Linked DNA regions of Homo sapiens: region 1 is linked to region 2. A link is a loop called in an ENCODE intact Hi-C map of the cell type or tissue named here. Cell type or tissue: dorsolateral prefrontal cortex. All regions are shown on one strand. Links, peaks and the distances in the headings refer to the core of each region. The heading gives the core; the rest is flanking DNA.

Region 1 (11,325 bases), core at 2,711-10,710, 50 kb after region 2:
ACTGCTACCTCTGTCCCCAGGGTTCAAGTGATTCTCCTGCCTCAGCCTCCTGAGTAGCTGGGAGTACAGGCACATGCCACCACACCCAGCTAGTTTTTGTATTTTTAGTAGAGAGAGAGTTTCACCATGTTGGCTAGGCTGGTCTTGAACCCCTGGCCTCAAGTGATCCACCCACCTCGGCCTCCCAAAGTGCTGAGATTACAGGTGTGAGCCGCAACGCCCAGCCTGGCCCCCAGTCTCTTCTGCCTTTTAGAGTTTCTGCTAAGAGGTCTGCTGTTAGTCTGATTGGCTTCCCTTTGTAGGTGACCTGGCCTTTCTTTCTGGCTGCCCTTAACATTTTTTCCTTCATTTTGACCTTGGAGAATCGGAGAATCTGATGATTATGTGTCTTGTGGTTGATCTTCTTCTTCTTTTTTTTTTTTTGAGACAGAGTTTCACTCTTGTTGCCCAGGCTGGAGTGCAATGGCACAATCTCAGCTCACCACAACCTCCGCCTCTCAGGTTCAAGTGATTTTCCTGCCTCAGCCTCCCGAGTAGCTGGGATTACAGTCATGCACCACCACACCTGGCTAATTTTGTATTTTTAGTAGAGATGGGGTTTCTCCATGTTGGTCCAGCTGGTCTCAAACTCCCGACCTTAGGTGATCTGCCTGCCTCAGCCTCCTAAAGTTCTGGGATTACAGGCGTGAGCCACTGCACCCAGCCTTGCGGTTGATCTTCTCATGGAGTATCTTAGTGGTGTTCTCTGTATTTCCTGAATTTGCGTGTTGGTCTGTCTTGCTATGTTGGGGAAGTTCTCCTGGATAATATCCGAAAGTGTGTTTTTCAACTTATTTCCATTCTCCCTGTCTCCTTGCAGTACTCCAATCAATTGTAGGTTTGGTCTTTTTACAGAGTCCCATATTTCTTGGAGGCTTTGTTCATTCCTTTTCATTCTTTTTTCTCTAGTCTTGTCTGCATGCCTTATTTCAGCAAGGTGGTCTTCAAACTCTAATATCCTTTCTTCCACTTGGTTGATTCAGCTATCGATACTTGTGTATGCTTCATGAAGTTCTTGTGCTGTGTTTTTCAGCTCCCTCAGGTCATTTATGTTCCTGTCTAAACTGATTCTAGTTAGCAGCTCCTCTAACCTTTTATCAAGGTTCTTAGCTTCTTTGCATTGGGTTAAAACATCCTCCTTTAGCTCAGCATAGTTTTTTATTACCTATCTTCCGAAGCCTACTTCTGTCAATTCGTTCTTATCATCCTCCATCCAGTTCTGTGCCCTTGCTGGAAAGATGTTGTGATCATTTGGAGGAGAAGAGGCACTCTGGCCTTTTGAGTTTTGAGCTTTTTTTCACTGTTTTTCTCTTATTTTCATGAGTTTGTGTAGTTTCGATCTTTGAAGCCTCAAAGACCCTTGGATGGGGTTTTGGTGGGAGCTTTTGTTGTTGTTGATGCTGTTGTTATTGATGCTGTTGTTGCTTTCTGTTTGTTTTTCTTTCAATGGTCAGGTCCCTCTTCCGTACGGCTGCTGCTATTTGCTGGGGGTTCACGTCAGGCCCTATTCATCTGGTTCACTCCTGCACCTGGAGATGTCACTCAAGGAGGCGCCTCCCTTGGCTGGGGGATGGGGGCTCCTTTGCCTTGTGTGGCTCTCAGGTGGGCCACCTGACCACACTATTCTTCCTTCCTCTCCATGGATCATGCCAACCTACTAGTCAGTTCTGATGAGAGAACCTGGATATGTTGGTTGCCGTTAAAGGATTCACATGCTTATGGTTCTTTTCCATGGGAAACTTGATTGCCGCTGTTTCTAGTCAGCCATCTTGACCCTGCGCTGTCCTCCTTTTTAAATTCATAACTAGTTAAAAGACAAAGTCAAATTTTAAAAAGACAAATTATTAAGTAAAATAAGATTTAAATAATAAAAAATAAGTGTATTTATAACTATTTGTTCTTTTTTATGTTATTGTAAATAGAAGGGCTTTCTGATTTTATTTTCAGGTTGTTCATTGCTAGTGTATAAAAATAGAATTGAGGTCGGGCATGGTGGCTCACGCCTGTAATCCCAGCACTTTGGGAGGCCAAGGCAGGTGGATCACTTGAGGTCAGGAGTTCAAGACTAGCCTGGCCAATATGGTGAAACCCTGTCTCTACTAAAAATACAAAAAATTAGCTGGGTGGGGTGGTGGCGTGCGCCTGTAGTCCCAGCTACTCAGGAGGCTGAGGCAGGGGAATCGCTTGAACCAAGGATGGGGAGGTTGCAGTGAGCCGAGATCATGCCACTGCACTCCAGCCTGGCGACAGAGCAAGACTCCATCTCAAAAAATAAAAATACAAAAAAAACTGATTTTTTGTACATTGAGCTTGTATCCTGCAAGAGATAGTTTTACTTTTTCCTTTCCAATCTGGATGTCTTATATTTCATCTTAATTCCTAATTGCCCCAGTTGGAACTTTCAGTCAGTACAGTTTTGGATAGAAGTGGTGAGAACATCTGGACAGACCCCAGACTAAAAAGAAAAGAAAGAAAGAAAGAAAGAAAGAAAAGAAATGGTGAGAACAGACATTCTGGTCTTCTTCCTGATCTAAGCTTTTATCCTTTCATTCAAATCAAGTATGATGTTAGCTGTGAGTTTTTTATAGGTAACCTTTATCATATTGAGGAAGTTCCCTTTTATTCCTAGTTTATTGAGTGTTTTATTATGAAAGGGTGTTAGATTTATGTTTTTATTTATGTTTTTGTGCATCTATTGAGATGATCATGTAGTTTTTGTCCTCTAGTCTATTTACATGGTGTATTACATTGATTTTTGGATGTTAAAGCAACCTTGCATTACTGCAATAAATCCCACTTGGTCATGGTGTATAATTCTTTTTATATGTTGCTGGATTCAGTTTGTTAGTATTTATACACTGCTGGGTCATGGTGTATAATTCTTTTTAGATGTTGCTGAATTCAGCTTGCTGGTATTTTGTTGAGGGATTTTGTGTCTGTATTCATGAAAGACATTTGTCTGTAGTTTTCTTGTGACATCTTTGTCTGGTTTTGGTATCAAGGTAGTACTGGCCTCATACAATGAGTTAAGAAGTGTTCTCTCCTCTTTTGATTTTTGGAAGGGTTTGTGAAAGGCTGGTATAAGTGCTTCTTTCAGCATTTGGTGGAATCCACTAGTGAAGTCACCTGGGCCTGGACTTTTTTCGGGGGTGAGGGAGGAGTTTTAATTCCTATCCTAATTCAATTTCTTTTCCTGATACTGTCTATTCAGATTTTCTATCTTCTTGAATCAGTTTTGGCAAATTGTATATTTCTTTCTTTCTTTCTTTCTTTCTTTTTTTTTTTTTGAGATGGCGTTTTGCTCTTGTTGCCCAGGCTGGAGTGCAATGGTGCAATCTTGGCTCACTGCAACCTCCACCTCCCGGGTTCAAACTATTCTCCTGCCTCAGCCTCCCAAGTAGCTGGGATTACAAGTATGTGCCACCATGCCCAGCTAATTTTTTGTATTTAGTAGAGACGAGGTTTCACCCTGTTGGTTGGGCTGGTCTTGAACTTCTGATCTCAAGTGATCCACCTACCTCGGCCTCCCAAAGTGCTGGGATTACAGGCGTGAGCCACTGCACCCAGCCTAAGTTGTATATTTCTAAGAATTTGTCCATACCGTTTAGGTTATCCAGTTGATATATCCTTATTCATATTCCCTTATAATCAATTCCATATCTGTATGGTCAGTAGTGATATTCTTTCTTTCATTCCTGATTTTAGTAATTTGAGTCTTCTCTCTTTTTTGTTTGATCTTTCCAGCTAATCTGTTCAAAACACCAACTTTTAGTTTTATTGATTTTCTCTATCTTTTTTCTATCCTCTATGTATTTCCTTCCACTTGCTTTGGGTTGTTTGCTCTTCTTTTTTTGCCTTTATTTTTGTTTTGTTTTTAATTTTTGTGTGTACATAGTAGTTGTATATATTTGTGGGGTACACGAGATGTTTTGTTACAGGCATGCAATGTGAAATAAGCACATCATGGGGAATGGGGTATTCATCCTCTCAAGCATTTATCCTTTCTTTGTGTTACAAACAATCCAATTATACTCTTTTAGTTATTTTATTTTATTTTTATTTCAATAGTTTTTAGGGAACAGGTGGTGTTTGGTTACATGGATAAGTTCTTCAGAGGTGATTTCTTAGATTTTGGTGTACCCATCACCCGAACAGTGTACCCTGTACCCAGTGTGTAATCATCTTTTATTCCTCACCCCCTCCCGCCCTTCCCCGCAAGTCCCCAAGGTCCAGCCTATCATTTTTATGCCTTTGCATCCTCATAGCTTAGCTCCCACTTGTAAGTGAGAACATATGATGTTTGGTTTTCCATTCCTGAGTTACTTCACTTAGAATAATGGTCTCCAACTCCACCCAGGTTGCTGCAAATGCCATTATTTCATTCCTTTTTATGGCTGAGTAGTATTTCATTGTATATATTTACCACATTTTAGTCTACAGCCATACCTCCCTGAATGTGTCCAATCTCATCAACCACATTAAAAAAATTTTTTAATATTCATTTATTAATGTTTTTAGATGGAATCTCGCTCTGTCACCCAGGCTGGAGTGAAGTGGTGCAATCTTGGCTCCAAAAGTGCTGGGATTACAGACATGAGCCACTGTGCCCAACTGTACCACATTTTTCTTCATCTGCTCGTTGATTGATGGGCATTTGGGCTGGTTCCATATTTTTGCAGTTGTGAATTGAATTGTGCTGCTATAAATATGCATGTGCAAGTGTCTTTTTCATATAATGACTCTTGGATCAAATGGTAAATCTACTTTTAGTTTTTTAAGGAATCTCCATACTGTTTTCCATAGTGGTTGTACTAGTTTACATTCCCACCAGCAGTGTAAAAGTGTTCCTTTTCACCATATCCACACCAACACATATTTTTTTTTTATTTTTAAATTATGACCATTCTTTTTTTTTTTTTTTTTTTTTGACAGAGTCTTGTTCTGTCACCCAGGATGGAGTGCAGTGGCACAACCTCCACCTTCCGTGTTCAAGCCATTCTCCTGGCTCAGCCTCTTGAGTAGCTGGGATTACGGGCATGCACCACCATGCCTGGCTAATTTTTGTATTTTAGTAGAGACGGAGTTTCACCATGTTGGTCAGGCTGGTCTCGAACTCCTGACCTTGTGATCTGCCCACCTCAGCTTCCCAAAGTGCTGGGATTACAGGCATGTGCTATCGCGCCCAGCCATTATGGTGAATTCTTGTAGGAGTAAGGTGATATTGCATTGTAATTTTGATTTGCATTTCCCTGATAATTAGTGATGTTGCACATTTTTCCCTATGCTCGGCCATTTGTATACCTTCTTTTGAGAATTGTCTATTCATGTCCTTAGCCAACTTCTTGGTGGGATTGTTTGTTTTTTTCTTGCTGATTTGTTTGAGCTCCTTGTAGATTCTGGATATTAGTCCTTTGTTGGATGCATAGTTTGCAAAGATTTTCTCCCACTCTGTGGGTTGTCTGTTTACTCTGTTGACTGTACCTTTTGCTGTGCAAAAGCTCTTTAGTTTAATTAAGTCCCAACTATTTATCTTTATTTTTATTGCTTTTGCTTTTGGGTTCCTGGTCATGAAATCCTTGTGTAAGCCAATGTCTAGTAGGGGTTTTCCAATGTTATCTTTTAGAACTTTTATGGTTTCAGGTCTTAGATTTAAGTCCTTAATCCCTCTTGAGTTAATTTTTGTGCAATGTGAGAGATGAGGATCCAGTTTCATTCTCCTACATGGGGCTAGCCAGTTGTCCCAACACCATTTGTTGAAAAGGGTGTCCTTTCCCCACTTTATGTTTTTGTTTGCTCTGTCGAAGATCAGTTGGTTGTAAGTATTTGGGTTTATTTTTGGGTTCTCTATTCTGTTCCATTGGCCTATGTACCTATTTTTATACCAGTACCATGCCTCGTAGTATAGTTTGAAATCTGATAATGTGATGCCTCCAGATTTGTTCTTTTGCTTAGGATTGCTTTTGCTATGCGGGCTCTTTTTTGGTTCCATATAAATTTTAGGATTTTTTTTTCTAGTTCTGTGAAAAATGATGATGGCATTTTGATGGGAATAGCGTTGAATTTGCAGATCGCTTTTAGCAGTATGGTCATTTTCACAATATTGATTGCACACACCCATGAGCATAGGCTGTGTTTTCATTTGTTTGTGTCATCTGTGATTTCTTTCAGCAGTGTTTTGTAGTTTTCCTTGTAGAGGTCTTTCACCTCCTTGGTGTTTTATTTTTTTTGCAGCTATTGTAAGAAGGGTGAAGTTCTTGATTTGATTCTCAGCATGGTCACTGTTGGTGTATAGCAGTGCTACTGATTTGTGTACATTGATTTTGTATCCTGAAACTTTAATGAATTCATCTATCAGATCTAGGAGCTTTTTGGATGAGTCTTCAGCATTTTCTAAGTATATGATCATATCATCTGTGAACAGTGACAATTCGACTTCCTCTTTACCAGTTTGGATGCCCTTTATTTATTTCTCTTGTCTGATTACTCTGGCTCTTTTAGTTATTTTTAAAAGTACAATTAAGTTATTATTGACGGTAGTCACCCTATTGCGTTATCAAATAGTAGGTCTTATTCATTCTTTCTACTTAGTTTGCTCTTGTTTTTCTGGTTTCTTAAGGTAGAAGTGGAAGTTTATGGTAATTCATATGAAATCTTTCCTCTTTTTTAACGTAGGCACTTTCAGCTACAGATTTCCCCTTTAAGAACTATTTTAGGCCGGGCGCGGTGGCTCACGCCTATAATCCCAGCACTCTGGGAGGCTGAGGTAGGCAGATTACTTGAGGTCAGGAGTTCGAGACCAGCCTGACCAACATGGTGAAACCCCATCTCTACTAAACATACAAAATTAACCAGACATGGTGGCACATGCTTATAATCCCAGCTACTTGGGAGGCTGAGGCAGGAGAATCGCTTGAACCCGGGAGGTGGAGGTTGCAGTGAGCTGAGTTCGTGCCATTGCACTCCACCCTGGGCAATAAGAGCAAAACTCCATCTCAAAAAATAAATTAATAAAAAATTTAAAAAAACGACTTTAGCTAGATCCCATAAATTTTGGTATGTGGTATTTTCATTTTTATTCATCTCAAAGTATTTTCTAATTTCTCTTGTGATTTTTTTCCTTGACAGCCTGGTTATTTAAGAGTGTTTTGGCTGGGCACGGTTGCTCATGCCTGTAATCCCAGCATTTTGGGAGGCTGAGGCAGGCAGATCACTTGAGGCCAGGATTTTGAGACCAGCCTGGCCAACATGGTGAAACCTCATGTCTACCAAAAATACAAAAATTAGCTGGGCGTGGTGGCAGGTGTCTGTAATCCCAGCTACTTGGGAGGCTGAGGCGGGAGGATCACTTCAGCCCAGGAGGTGAAGGTTGCAGTGAGCCAAGATTGCACCACTACACTCCAACCTAGGTGACAGAGCAAGACCCTGTATCAAAAAAAAAAAAAAGTGTTTTGTTTGATTTCTACTTGTGAATTTCCCAGACTCCCTTCTGTTACTGATTTCTAATTTAATTATGTTGTGCTCAGAAAATATATTTTGTATGATTTTATTCCTTTTAAATCTAGTAAGGCTTATTTTATATCCTAACATACGGTTTATTCACAACAGTGTTCCATATGCACTTAAGAATAATGTATATTCTGCTGCTGTTAAGTAGATGGTTCTATAGATTTCGGTTAGGTCTAGTTTGATTTATAGTATTGTTCAGGTCCTCTGTTTCCTTGTTGATATTCTGCTTAGTTGTTTTATCCATTATTGAAAGTGGAGTATTGGCCGGGTGCGGTGGGTCACGCCTGTAATCCCTGCATTTGGGAGGCCAGGGCAGGTGGATCACTTGAGGTCAGGAGTTTGAGACCAGCCTGGCCAACATGGTGAAACCCCGCCTCTACCAAAAACACAAAAAATTAGTCGGGCGTGGTGGCAGGCGCCTGTAATCCTGGCTACTCGGGAGGCTGAGGCAGGAGAATCACTTGAACCCAGGAGGCAGAGGCTGCAGTGAGCCGAGGTCGCACCACTGGACTCTAGCCCAGGCAACGGAGTGAGACTCCGTCTCAAAAAAAAAAAAAAAGAAAAGAAAAGAAAAGAAAGAAAGTAGAGTATTGAAGTCTCCTACTACTGTTGTTGAATTGTGTATTTTTCCCTTCAATTCTGTCAGTTTTTTCTTCCTGTATTTGGGAGTTTTGTTGTTAGGTGCCAGTGCTGTACTTTTGTCATAGATGTAATCTCTAGTGAAAGGCAACACTGGCATATTGACTCTGTCAAACTGGAGTTTGAGTGGCATTTTGAAGGCTTGTTTTCCAGCATCTTGACCACCATGATGAGTTATAAGGGTAATGGCTAAAAACATGGGTTTTGAAGTCTTTCAGACCTAGGCGGAAATCCAGTCTACCACTTGGTCTATGTAACCTTAGGTGAGTCAGTTTCTTTATCCTTAAAATGTGAATAATGATAATAACTACCTCATTGGGTTGTTATGAAGAATAAGTAGGATCATGTATATTAGGACCTTAGCCTAAGTTAGTGCTTGTTTGTTATCTGTCTGTCTGCTGTCCGAGTATATTCTCACAGATAAAATGGGGAAGAGCTCCAAAAACAGTGAGAGAAGGTATTCACAGATAAAGCATTTGCTATAGATAATTCTCAGATGCACACACCTACCATCATTAAGAGCGGTTGACGAGAGCATTTGCCATATGTATGTGTAGCAGGTAGGGCTGGCCCTGCATGAATGCAGAAAAGAATAAAATTTGAAGAATTATAAGAATGCTTCCCCTGCCCTCCTCCCACATATGCACATCCCAGCATATCTCCCATATACTTTACACATTCAGACCCCGGAATTCTAATATAGAGCCTTATTCTTTTAGGATCCCTCCATCAACAGGCCTCTTTGAAATGCAAACTCTTCGGCATTATATGTAGCCTGTTTAACAGGTTCTGACTAAAGCATTAGTAACTTGTCAGATTTATTTCCTTCTGCTAGAAGAGATTCAAGATAACAAGAACAACAGAGCACTGGTGGAAAAGCTCTGAAAAGGGGTGGGGACAGGGGTAGGAACAGTTCCAAGTGGGACATACGTTTACAGCTGACTTTCAGATAGAGGGTATCCATGTAAGAGTCCAGCTGTGCCCAGATACCAGGCCCTAAACCAGGGTGTTCACCCCGACCCCTACCATACCCCATGCCTTTTCCCATTTCAGAGGTGATGGGGCTATTAGCAGCTCAGGTTATTAGACTCTATTCACTCTACTTTCAGGGTCAGCAGTAACATAGCTCATCAACTTCCCTACCTCTAATCTTTGGCAGCCAGGTAATGCTTTGTCTTGGGACCTGCCACTTGATTGTGCTACAGAGACATGGGCCAGAGACAACAAGGGAGCTCATTCACAATCCTTGGCACCAGGGCTCATCTGTTGATTCTCTTTCTGGGTTTAGATTACATGCACAGCGCCCACCGCCCTGTCACTGGGGGCCACCTGGGGAAAAAGGAGAGTAGTTATGTGGGCAGCGTGGGCACCAGCCCCAGGAAATCGAGCCGCTGCACGCCCCCACCTGCCGACTCTGAGCTTGTCAGCTTCTGCTACCTCCATATGCGGGAACAAAGGAAGGAGCAGGAAAGCCGGACAGATGTCAACGAGAACCTAATCTTCTTTGAGGAGACCAGGCCCCGAACCAAGTCTGACCCCACATCCAAAAGCTCTGGCCAAGGTTATGAGGTAGTCCCTGATGACTTTGATGCAGCTAGCCTAGACCACGAGCCTTGTGCCAGCAGGGCCCGGTCCTACACCTTGGACAATTCCCTTGGGGCTGAAGCCCTGAATTTCTACTGTGACTCTTGCAAAGCCAAACTTCAGGAGCAGCTGGGCCCTCGCAAAGGTGGGAAGCCTGGCTCCTCTCGTGACAATATAGTAGATTTGATGTCCCTCCCACCACCTGGGAGTGAGGAGGAGGAGGAGGAGGAAGATGAGACAACTTCTCTGTTGCCAGCCATTGCTGCCCCACCCCCTGGTTTCCGAGACAACAGCTCTGATGAGGATGACCCCAAGCGCCGGGCTGTCCAGAGCCAGGAACAAGGACGCCACCTGCGTGGGCTTCTGTACGATGAGATTCCAGTGACATTGATTGACAGTGTGCAGACCCGGACAGTTCGAGATCATGCCCAGGAGCTAGATGATGCCCTGGTGTCCACTCTGCAGGCTCTAGAAGCCCTGGCTGCATCCGAGGATGGACCACACCCACCACCCCCACAGACTGCAGGTAATGACCGATTCCTTCTCCCTCTTTCCACCCCCTTCTCTTGTCCAACAAGGGCCAGTAGGTAACATTGTGTCTTCCCAAATAGGTGTCAGAGTCACTGAGGTATGTCAGGGCAGTGGATGTACCAAAGGTTCTTTAGATAGGGTCAGAGGAGCAATGATGTTACAGCAGGGAGCAGCTGCTCAGCTCTAGCTAGAGTTCTGGCTCTCGTCATTGCATCTCTTTGGAAATGCCTTACAGATAGATCCCAGGGATTGGGGTCATGACAGCTATGGATGCAGGCCAGGATAGAGGATCAGAGAAAAACTGTGAGAGATGTAGAAGACAGGTGAAGAACAGAACATCCAGCATGCACATGATTGAAAGAAAAGGAAAACGACCAACTCACTACCTAGTGACCTGGGACCAGGGGAGCCAAGGGCCATCACTGCTCATGGCTGAGGTCTTTATCCTGCCTAAGAACATGGGCTCTGAATCAGATGCACCGAAGTCCTGGTTTCTTCAATCATTGTCAGTGTAACCTTTGGCAAGGCACTTACTCTCTCTGAACCTCATTCCATCATCTTAAATGGGTTTTATAAAAGTAGTTCTATCACATGGGGTTGTCACAAGGATTGAATGAGATCATTCATGCAAAGCATGTAAGCACTGCCTAGCACACAGTAAGGCCTCAGTAAGTGGTAGCTATTGTAACTAAGTATTAGTTCACAGGAAAACCGTACAACATGCATGCTGTTCCCTGTTATAAACACATGTATGTCCATCTTGTAGACAAACACATGTCAGACACATACCCATAGTCACACATATGTCCCTCCATATACATACACCTTAAAAAAAGAGAAGAGAGCTGGGCGTGGTGGCTCACACCTGTAATCCCAGCACTTTTGGAGGCCGAGGTGGGCAGATTACTTGAGGTCAGGAGTTCGAGATCAGCCTGGCCAACATGGTGAAAACCTGTCTCTACTAAAAATACAAAAATTAACTGGGTGGGCTGGTGCACACCTGTAGTCTCAGCTACTCAGGAGGCT
Region 2 (11,325 bases), core at 1,064-9,063:
GATGAGGCCCTGGTATTGGTCTTTTGAAAAGGCTCACCAAATGATTCTGATATGGAGTCTCTCTCAGATGACATTTTCCTTGTAAGAGTGACTCATAGCATGGCAGACAATTGGGGAGAGGGGTCACAGGAGTTCTTTCCCAGGGCCCCTCAAACCATACTGCATAGATAGCCACTTAATAAGCTTCTGTGTACTTAAGGGTATTCCTTAATCTTTGAATTACCAACTAGTCCTCATGACTGACTGGATATTTATTAATCTTGAAATCTTTAGACCTTGGCACACAGTAGGCACTCAGTAAATATTTTTAAACGGATAAAGTACCGGATTATGACCAAGAATGACCCTGATAAAGCAAGTACAGACAATCTGTTTCAAATGAAACCCAGTTTTCTGGTTCTGAAAACAGCCTGTACTTAAAGAACTGGAATCCCTTCTGCTTGGAGCCACCTGCCCAGAAAAAGAAAGCCAAAATAATGGGAACCACCTCAGAGAAACTGGTTTTCTACAGAGCTTCCTGACGTATAGTGTTTGTCAGATGGTAGATACTCCAACCATATATGCTGAATTAATGAACTAATTCATTACTAATTTTAGCAATCAACTAATATATTTTATGCCATGTCTACTATGTGCTTGGTACTAGGGGGAGACATATTAACATAAAATGGCATCTCTGCTTATACAGCCTGGTTGGGGATGTGAGCAATGGCAGTGTGGATTAACAGGAGTACTATAGGAAATCCAAGAAGGGGAATTGAGGAGTTGGGGAAGGATTGAGGATAAAGGTAGAGTTTGAACTAAGCTGTAAAGTGATGGCATTTAGCTAGTCAAAGGGACACTCTAGACCCTGAAGGATGGGGACAGGGAGGAAACAGCGTGAGGTGGGTCCAGGAATGATAACAAGCCCAGTGTGTGCAGGGAGCTGTGGATAGAACTACCAAGTGCAGCAAAAGGTGATCTTGGAGAGAGGTGGTTAGAGAGTCAGGTGTAGTTTGTGGCGGGCTTTGGAAGTCAGGCAGAGGATATGTTCATGTCCAGGCAGTCTTGAGTGTGGGAAGGAAGGCCCCCTGGTTCCCCTAGTAGTGATCTGGTGAAACCAGGATGGTCCTCCATTGTCCTAGGCTCCCACAGTGGTTGCTATAGGAATTGGTTATAAGTAGGCTCAGGTGTCAAAGGCAGTGTAGCCAGAAGGGCAAATCAGTCAAAGCTTCAAGAAGCTGAGTTTCGTTTTTTTTCAGTTACCAAAGCGGGGCCCTATCTTGTTCTAAAATATTTGGCCCTATATCTGACTTTGGTCAAGATTTGAGTGATCACAACCCTGACATCTGTACTAATACAGACAACAAATTTAAAAAATGGTCAAAAAATAACCAGCTGCTGAATTCTGCACTGAGGGAAAGGCAGACTCTCTTCTATTCCTTATTCCACCAAGCTGCTGGCTTCATATTTGCTTCAAGCAGCTTGCAGTGGCCCCAGAGGTACTTAGCAATTCTAGTCCCATGTTTCAAGCCAAAATTCATTTTAGCCAGAAAGGGTGCCTGTTGCAAAGTGAGATTCCCAGCTGCTTGGAGAAAAAAATAGGGTCAGTGAAGAGCTCAAACATTCCAGCCTTAAGGTGCTCAATTAATCTATGCTTAATGGATTGGGATCTCTTCAACAATGTCAATTTCTGGGCCCCACTCTTCCAGAGATTCTAACTTTTAAAATCTGGTGTGAGCCTAGGCATCTGTGCTTTAACAAGCACTCCTCAGTGATTCTTATCATCAGGCACGTTTTAAAAACAGCTGGTTAGTGCATGGTTATGAATTAGTGCAGAGGTTGGCAAACTGTTTCTCTGAAGGGCCATATAATAAGTATTTTAGGCTTTGCAGGCCATATGTGGTAGCACAAAAGCAGCCATAGGCAATACATAAATGAAGATCACGGCTGTGTTCCAGTAAAGCTTTATTTACAAAAACAGGTGGTGAGCAAGATTTGGCCTATGTAGGCCTGTAATTTGCTGGCCCCTGAAGTGTATTATGCCTTCCTGCTACCGCATTCACATTTTGACCCGGGCCTTCCCAATTCTCAACATTGTAATTCAAAGGAGTGCCCCTAATATTACGAACTTCAAGCCCCAGAGCTGAGCTTTGAAGATGCTTTGGGACACGGAGGCCTCTGAGAGGCTCCTCATATCACACTGCAAAGCAGGCCTCACCTGTGTCTGAGCATAAGGCTAGATGTGACTCCATGACATCTAGCACAGACCAGCTGGCAATGAATGAGTCACCAGCATCAAGGCTGAAGACTGAGAATAGGATGGAATCTTAGAGACCAACAGGACAAGGGTCAATGAGGACTGAAGTATAAACAAGCTGAAAATAACTCTGAAACAGACACCTGGAAATGATTATAATCCCTGAAAATATTGGCAATTTCATTTCCTCCTTTGTGGTTTGTGCCTATAATTAACTGAATCTTTGGTTTTCAGTGGTACAAACAGAAACTCTCTAGGACAGGATCTAATCTTGCATCTTTGGTAGGGATAGCAAGGATGCCACCCTCTTCACTGTGGTGAATACATAAAAGGATACCAGTTGGGGTTCTTCATTTGTTTGAGTCCATTACATAACACCAAGGTAGAACCAGAACCAGTGGATGAAAGATCAGGAAAGGACTCCCAGCTTTAGCCTGCTGTGGGGGAACAACCACTAAGCAAAGGCTCAGGAAACCTGGGTTCTGGTTTCGGCTCTGCTACTCAATTATTTCAATACTTTGGGTAAAGTATATCCTCTTCCCAGGCTTCTGTTTCACATGTGAAAAATGAAGGTTGAGCTGCATGGCCCATTCAGGTCTCTAGAGATGCCTCGTTCTACACACTGTGCCATGCAGGCATCTGAGGGCAGATGATGGCAGAGAAGAGAGGTGACTGTCAGGTAGAAAGATTCCACTTGCCTCATGTTTGTGGCACCTTGGTGGAACTTTGGATGACTGTGGAGATGGAATCAAACACAGCTGCCTGAGCATAGCTACAGATCTTTCTATCTTGCCCCTTTCTCTTGCTTCTGCCTCAGCCTGCAGCCCCTGCTCAGGATTGGAGCACCAGGCTGTGCAACACACAAAGGCATTTATCAACTCCATGTATAATCAATACTGTAATCACTTTCTGCAGTGATCTCCAGCTCTGGATTTCATTGTGCTATATTGTCTGCTGCCAACAAATTGCCCCTTTGGCTCAGGATGAGAAGTCTAAGGTTCCTTTAGCTCAATGGTTCTTAATCTTGGCTGCATTTGGAAATCATCAGAAGCTTGAAAAAAATACTGATGCTCAGACCTCACCCCCAGGAATTCTGATGTAATTGGTCTGTGGTGGGCCCTGGGCTTCAGGATTTTTAAAAGCTCCTCCCAGCATTTCTACTATGCAGCCAGGACTGACACTCACTGCCTGAGTTCCTGCTGGACTCAGGTGAAAGAAGTGGTTTTTTGCAATCTCCCCTCTGTGGGAATGAGATTGCTGGCTCTGACAGAGCCAGCTGGGACCAGGGCCCAAGACACAATGAGGACGTTTGTTTCTGATGTGTATCTTAGGGCCCTGCCCTCCTGTGGCTGATTGGGTAAATGAATCTCAACTGCAGTGTAAATGGTAGATAATAGCTTAACGTATTCCCAGCTGGCAGGGACCTTCAGGGCCTTAACACAAAGAAATTCCTGATTGTAGGACTCAGGCTCCATGGCAAGGCCCATAGGGGTGGTGGTTTGAAGTAGCCCCAAACCTGATTCACTCCCTAGTCCTCTTCATCTCAGTAAATGGCAAGTCCATTCTTTCAGTTGAAGTCTCTCTTTTTCTCACTCTCATATCCAATCAGTCAACATATCATCCTAATTCAGTATTCAAAATATATCCAGAATTCATTCACTTTTCAACTCCATCAGTACCATCCTAGCCCAAGCCTCCATTATGTTTTAACCATATTATTGCAGTTACAAATATTGTACTTAGAGACCCCCAACTGGTCTCCATGCTCTTGCCATTGCCCTTCTACACTCTGTTTTCCACACAGCAACCAGAGGCTTCCTTTTAAAATGCACATCAGACTCTGTTCAATCAAATCCCTCTAGTGGAGTGAAATCCAAAGTTCTCACCGTGGTTTACAAGGTCCTACATGACCCAGCCCCCAGCTGCCTCTCTGAGCATCTCCCCTCTTGCTCCCCCTCCATCACGCCACTCCAGCCACCTTGGCCTTCCTTGCTGTTCTTCATACACCTCAATTCACTTCAGGGCCTTTACTGTAGTTTCTGCCCAGAAGCCTTTCTCCAGATAACCTGGTGGCTGTCTCTCCCTCACTTCCTTAAGTTTCTGCTTAATGTCTCATCCTCAGAGAGGTCTTCCCTGACCATCCTGTCTAAAATAACCTCCCCCAGTGGCCGGGCGCCGTGGCTCATACCTGTATCCCAGCACTTTGGGAGGCCGAAGTGGGTGGATCACTTGAGGTCAGTAGTTCGAGACCAGCCTGGCCAACATGGTGAAACCCCGTCTCTACCAAAAATACAAAAATTAGCTGGGCATGGTGATGCCTGCCTGTAATCCCAGCTACTCGGGAGACTGAGGCAGGGGAATCACTTGAACCGCGGAGACAGAGGTTGCAGTGAGCCGAGATCGCACCACTGCACTCTAGCCTGGGCGACAGAGCAAGACTCCTTCTCAGAAAAAAAAAAAAAAAAAATTAAAAATATAACCCGCACAATCCTACTTGTGGATATATATCCAAGGGAATTGAAATTAGTATGCCAAAGAGCCATCTGCATTCCCATGTTCGTGGCAGCACTATTCACCATAGCCAAGATAGGGAAACAACCTAAGTGTCTGCCATCAACAGATGAATGGATGAAGAAAATGTGGTATAAATACACAGTGGAATACTATTCAGTCTTTAAGAAGAAGTAAATCCTGTCATTTGCTACAACATGGATGAACTTGGAAGACATTATCCTAAGTGAAATAATAATAATAATTATTATAAGCCAGACACAGAAAGACAAATACCACATGATCTCACTTACATGCGGAATCTAAAAAAGTCAAAATCATAGAAGTGGAGCATAGAATGGTGATCACTAGAGGCTAAGGTTGGGAGGGAGTGGGGAGATGCTGTTCAAAGGATACAAAGGCTCAGTTAGACAGGAGGAATAAGTTTTTGAGATCTATTGCACAGCATGATGACTATAGTTAATAATAATGTATTATGTATTTCAAAATTGCTAAAATAATACCCTCACTACTCCCACTCTAACTCACTCATTCTCTTGTGTAGTCCTTTACCCTGCCTTATTTTTCCTCAAAGTCCTTCTTTGCTACCTAAAAGATATTTATCGTCTGTCTATTCCTGCTGGAATGGATGCTCCATGAGGCCAGGGAGTTTTGTCTGTCTTATTCACTGCTCTATCCCTCATCACCTAGAACAGTGTGTGGCATGTAGTAGGCCCTTGCTAAATTTGTCAAAAGAATGAATAAACGCCCCCCCAAAGACAATGAGGATGCCCCTCAGCACGACTCCTGTATTCCTAATTGCTGGGCCTTACAGAGCTCAGCAGGGAGCTAGAATCCAAGGGGCACCCAGGAAAGGCTTAGTTTCCAGTGTTTGCTAATCATGCTTCTGATAAAATTGTGGGAGAGTTTTCAAGAACTAAAAAGCCAGCCAGGCATGGTGGCCTGTAAGCCCAGTACTTTGGGAGGCTGAGGCAGGTGGATCACCTAAGGTCAGGAGTTCAAGACCAGCCTGGCCAACATGGTGAGACCCCATCTCTACTAAAAATACAAAATTAGCTGGGTGTGGTGGCACATGACTGTAATCCCAGCTACTCAGGAGGCAAGGCTGGAGAATCGCTTGAACCCAGGGAGCGGAGGTTGCAGTGAGCCGAGATTGCACCATTGCACTCCAGCCTAGGCGACAAGAGTGAAACTCCGTCTAAAAATAAATAAATAAATACAAGCCTGGCTGATTTTTTGGGCATTTCTTACAGAATTGGATAAACAAAGTGGTGCAGAGCCCAAAACTAGAAAGCCAGAAGACTTGGGTTAAATCTCTCACATCTCTATTCCCCAATAGTGTAGTAACTGTGGATAAATCCTTTTGGAGTGCTAGGTCTCCTTTCTCCCACATCTAAAATAGTATTTATTATGCAACTCCTTCCTAGGGGCAGGACATGTCTGTGAGGTGAACAAGATCATTTCTGTAAATTATTTGGGATGCTTATATTCAGATATAATAATAATAATAAAAAGACACCCTTTAGGTCTATCTCACTGTAAGAAAACCAAATATATAAAAACTCAATGTATGTTATTACTAAAGAACTTTTGCAAACTCCCCTAGGCCTAGAGTATTAATAATGGGGTTCAATCTACCCAAATTCAATTCATGCCCAGCTGTTTCAGAACACACCAATTACATAGGGAAGCATTTAGCACATTGCCTTGCAACTAATAGGTAATTAATATTTGTTTATTGACTCCTTGATCAGTAATGCAAAGTGTACCTGTACTGGGACATCTTAACTCTGACGTGACAAAGGTTAGGCTTTCCCTAGATATGGAGAACTCACCATCTCTCTGTTCTTTTTCCAGTCCCCCAAATCTGCTTTCATCAGTGCTGCGAAGAAGGCCAAGTTGAGGTCCAATCCTGTGAAGGTTCGATTTTCTGAGCAGGTGGCAGTTGGAGAAACAGATGCAGTAAGTGTAGCTTTGGCTCCCTCTCCTCAGCCCCTGGCCATAATCTGCCTGGCTGTCAAGCTCTCGCTCTGGGGCTTCTTATAGTGGACAGCTTTCCGAATGGGTTAGAGTGGGAGCGTCCAGGTGCTGGAGGGGGAAAAGTAGTGAGTGAAGAGGGATACGTGACATCCAGAGAGGCCCCAGGCATTGTGGGGAGAAGGAATATATATTGATTCACTCAAGATCCTTCTGATGCTTAGAGAAATTTCCATCCCTAACACAGTAGCTTACACTCAAAGCAAGTGCTCCATAAACATCTTTTGCTACTTGATAGAAACAGGAAGGAAATAATGGCTTCCTGAAGACTCAGGGAATGAGTGGCTGGTGAAATTGAGCTCTCTTCACATTTAAGTGATCTTGCAACTCCACATCTTGACCAGAAAAGGCCATGCAGTGGTGAGTAAAGTTGCCTAAAGGAAATGATACAGACTCTCATTAAGTCACCAAGTTTTTATTAGGCACCTGCTATGTTCTTAGCACCAGAGGGGAGGCAAAATAAATACCTGTTCCCTGCTACCAGATACCTCTCAGCAATGTTGAGGGGGACAAGAGGTTCAGATTGAGACAATACAAAATCTACTACGGGGTGGTATTGTTTCGAAAGACAGGTAATATTTGACAGCCCATGCCATGCAGCTGCCAATTTGGGGAGTCTTGGCCAGCCACAGTGTTTCTCACTGCTTTGGGAGGTTTACATGCAGTGAACTGTCGGCTCCAGATGTGCAAATGAGAAGAGGCAGGTGAAGAGCAGAAAAGAAGTGTGTTAAGCAGTCATGCATTCTGGCCGAGTCCTTCAGGAATCTGCAGAAGTTAGTGATAACCTGGTGGGGACAGAGGGGATAGCTAGAGCTAACAGGCACTTGTGTGCTTTTGATAGCTGTGATGGGCAGAGCTGTCTGGAGGCCCTTGGCATTTACGTACTGAGGAACAGCCACAGTTGTTGGGAGAAGATAGCAGGCCCAGAGCAGGGAAATCAGCAGGGTGCCAGGCGCTTCTATATTATTTAAGGCAGAATTAGTGAGAAGAAGGTATAGAGGACACAGGTGTCTTCCATCTCCATTTCCCTGACTCTCATTCCCAAACTCAGTCTATGCCCTCCTCCATCTCTGCATGAGGAAGGCTGGCAAACCCAGGGGACTACAGGACCCCACTGGGCAAGCTGTCTGAATAATTGATGGTTGGGATCTGTGTCAATCCTAGAAGAAAAGTTTTAAGAGAAGTGATCATTGATGAGCAGAGGGGAAAAGGAGTAATATGGAGTCCCTGCAAATCAGGGTGAAACAGACCCCGAGGTCCAAGTCACCAGGAGGATATGTGTGTCCTGAATGCTTGAAAACCCAGAGGACGTATGACTTGGATTTGGTAAGTATGAACAGGCTTATCCTATGCCATCTCAACATTGCAGAGTAATCAGTCAAGGGCAGGCCACCCAGTGAAGAACTCCTTCCCTTCCTCCCCACTCCCCTCCCCTCTCTTCTCTTCCTCTCCCTTCTACTTCCCCTTCTCCACTTTCTCCTTCTTCCACCATGATTCCCCTCTCCATACGTCACAGCTAGGTTACAGGCACAGCTAGTCTACAGGCGTAACGATGCCCCCCACTCCAGTCTATTCTGAATGCAAATGCCACAGAGTAGCTAGGACCCACCTAGAGTGACCTCATTCTCTCGGACAGGCCACCAGGCATAGTGTGAGGCTCTTGTCTGGGTGAGAGACAGACATCAATCTTCCAACTCTCACTGCACTCGTGAAATTACCTGGTGTTACAACATCACCCTCCTCCATGCTGCCGCCAGTATGGACCATAGCAGCCTCATCACAGGTCGGGAGCCGGGGGAGTCCAGGCCCAAGTGACTCCAGGCTCTCCTATCAACCCTTTCCTTTCGTGTTCCAAGGCTTTATTAAGCAGCCAGAGCAAAAATAAATCCTGTGGGTGATCCTTGCCAGCTCTATTTTTAAGCAAATTCAATTAAGTAATTATCTGAGTCCAACCCAGTGTGCTAAATAAAACCTGCCACCACTGGGATCCGGGGCCGCTGGGCCTGGCAGGAGCAAGGCATCTCAAGATCAGGGAGGGGACCAGGGAGTCACACTCTTCCAATTTTATATCCCACCACTTCCCACCTTGTTTCCACAGCCAAGCTTGTCTCTTGGCTCCTCACCACCATCAACCATACCCCAACCCAGGAGGATTTGCTTGTTCCTCTTTCCATGCTTTGTCCATGATCCATGACAGTCTCTAGGTCTAGACTGTTCTCATCTGGCTTCTCAAATCATCCACACCCACTGTCTCCTTCAAAATCAAAATCCAATTTGCCTTATCTAGGAAACTTTAGCCATCTTATACCTGTTGGTTTGCTTTGGTTTTATAATGTGTATGTGTGCCAAGTCACTACAACAAGAATTTAAGACTGGATTTAAATCTCCTGTAGCTCTCATAGAGACTTAGCATAGTGTTGGGCATACAGTAGAGGTTCAATGAATGCCCAGTGAATTAAGGAATCTGGTTATCTCTGCAGCTTTTCCATTCCTATAGAACTGATGATGATGTTGGCCCAGGGAAATGGTTGGGATGAGAGTGATCATTCAGTAAGTGCACATCAAGCACCTACTGCCCATTCATTCAGCAGCCATTTATTGCGCACCAAATGTGTGCCAGGAACTTTGTTTAGTGTTGGGACTACAAAGATAAATAGGACATGGTCTTTGTGCTCTCATTTCACCATTTGATTGTGAAAGACAAATATCCTTCAAAAATATGATAAAGGTGAGTTTCGGCAGCATAGTGAGACCCTGTCTCTACAAAAAGTAAAAAATTTAGCTAGGTGTAGTGGCACATGCCTGTAGTCGTAGCTATTTGGGAGGCTGAGGTAGAAGGATCACTTGAGCCCAGGAGTTTGAGGCTGCAGTGAGCTGTGATTGCACCACTGCACTCCAGCCTAGGCAATAGAGCGAGACCCTGTCTCAAAAAGAAATCAAAACAAAACAAAATACGGTAAGAGCATTGTGAGAAGCGTGCATAAATTGCTATAGGAATGCATGGAAAGACCAGGTCCAAGTATCTGATGATATTAGACCAAGGCTTTACAGAATACATATTTGAGCTGGGTTTTGAAGGATAAATAGGAGTTTGCCAAAGAGGAAAAGAGAAAGGCAGAGGGAACAGCTTTTTTTCTTTCTTTCTTTTAGAGTCCTCAGAGAAAGAGAACAGTCTTTATTTAATGAATTTTTATTAAGAATGTCTCAATCAGAGTCAGTACCTCCCATTGCTAGAGAGCTTTTGAAAATGTCTGAGGGCCAGGCATGGTGACTCTCGCCTGTAATCCCAGCTACTACTAGAGAGGCTGAGGCAGGAGGATCACTTGAACTCAGGAGGCAGAGGTTGCAGCGAGCCGAGATCACACCACTGCACTCCCACCTGGGCGACAGAGCGAGACTCTGTCTCAAAAAAAGAAAAAGAAAAAAAAAAGAAAATGTCTGAGGGTGTTTCAGGTCATCCCAATGCTTTGGTGTGCTACTGGCACTTCATGTCTCAGGGTCGGAGATGCTAAGTGTTGTGCAGGGAGGGGGACATCCCTGAATAATGAAGAATCATCAGAGGTATGGAGGTGTGAAAGAGGTGTGGGTACTAGGAATAGCAAGACGTGACTCTGGAGACTAGGCAGGGGCCAGGTCAGAAAGGGCCTAGGGAGGGGAAAAGGCAGAGCAAAGGCCTTGACAGGACGTGATCTTGGCTTGTGAAGGGCCTCAGGGAAAGGGAGGTATCAGGAGATAAGATCAGTCTAGAAGCTTTGTAGAAGGTGTTTAAAAAAATGTCAGAGATAAGATCAGGTGGGTGAGGTAGACTCCAAAGGAGGCCTCTCATCAGCCCTTCAGCGGGTGTGTGGTGATCCCTTTGCTCTGATCTGTGGAGGTTTGAACTACAGTAGAATGTGGGTGCTCCGTGATGTCAAATGGAGGCGGGCTTTTGATATGGCTCAGTGTCTTGTTGGGGAGTTTGGTTCTGGTCCCCATGTATTATTGATCTGCTCTTTCCTCTGTCTCTGCCCTCCTACACCTTTGGCTCTCTGTCTCCATCACCTTTTCTCTCTCCTTTTTCACACCCTTCCTCTGGCTTCCTACTTCCTTCTAAATGAGCCGGTCTCCTTGTCCTTTCCCTGCTTGTTCACAGAAAATGATGAAGAAGGAAGCTCTCCTCCTCATCCCTAATGTCCTGAAGGTTTTCTTAGAAAATGGGCAGATCAAGTCATTCACATTTGATGGTCGGACCACTGTTAAGGTACATACAGTCTCCTCCCCCTGGTCAGCATTGCCCTCTCCAGAGTACATGCAGTTGTGTGTCCTGTGTTCCTCTGAGTCTGCACATAGCTGCTTGCCACTGGAGTAAGGTGGCCTTTAAGCTCTGGATGCTTGTTAGCACAAGGCTGCAAAAATGCACAGTCCCAGATGAGAGTGGTGGTAGAAGTTTGCATGCCCAACTGTGTGCTAGTAATTGTTAAACCGTGTGTGTGCACTTATACTTGTGAACTGCTCTGTGTTTGCGTTACATGGGGTCCTTCAGGACTTTTAAGAACTAA

What was found. Peaks named below come from ENCODE experiments on the same cell type or tissue, not always from the same donor. Only the 100,000 strongest peaks of a DNase experiment are listed, where the experiment ranks them.
Region 1: a loop joins it to region 2, with 9 times the contacts of the local background. A loop is called at or near these places in 2 of 110 quality-filtered maps.

Annotation. Positions count from the first base shown.
Region 1 is chrX:107,587,849-107,599,173 of GRCh38, forward strand. It overlaps FRMPD3 (FERM and PDZ domain containing 3), which reads left to right. Exons shown (of 15, transcript NM_001388459.1): 14 at 9,473-10,294. Among named protein-coding and RNA genes, the nearest start is that of PRPS1, 35 kb to the right of the region's middle. RefSeq lists an enhancer at 11,031-11,325. In dorsolateral prefrontal cortex, for the core only: no CTCF peak of the experiment used is centred there; no DNase peak of the experiment used is centred there; H3K27me3 peaks cover 4,694 bases.
Region 2 is chrX:107,539,130-107,550,454 of GRCh38, forward strand. It overlaps FRMPD3 (FERM and PDZ domain containing 3), which reads left to right. Exons shown (of 15, transcript NM_001388459.1): 5 at 6,608-6,712; 6 at 10,920-11,027. FRMPD3-AS1 (FRMPD3 antisense RNA 1) reads right to left here and starts at 6,692. Exons shown (of 2, transcript NR_046750.1): 1 at 6,586-6,692. In dorsolateral prefrontal cortex, for the core only: a CTCF peak has its summit at 3,560 (motif pointing left); a DNase peak (open chromatin) is centred at 3,562; H3K27me3 peaks cover 7,258 bases.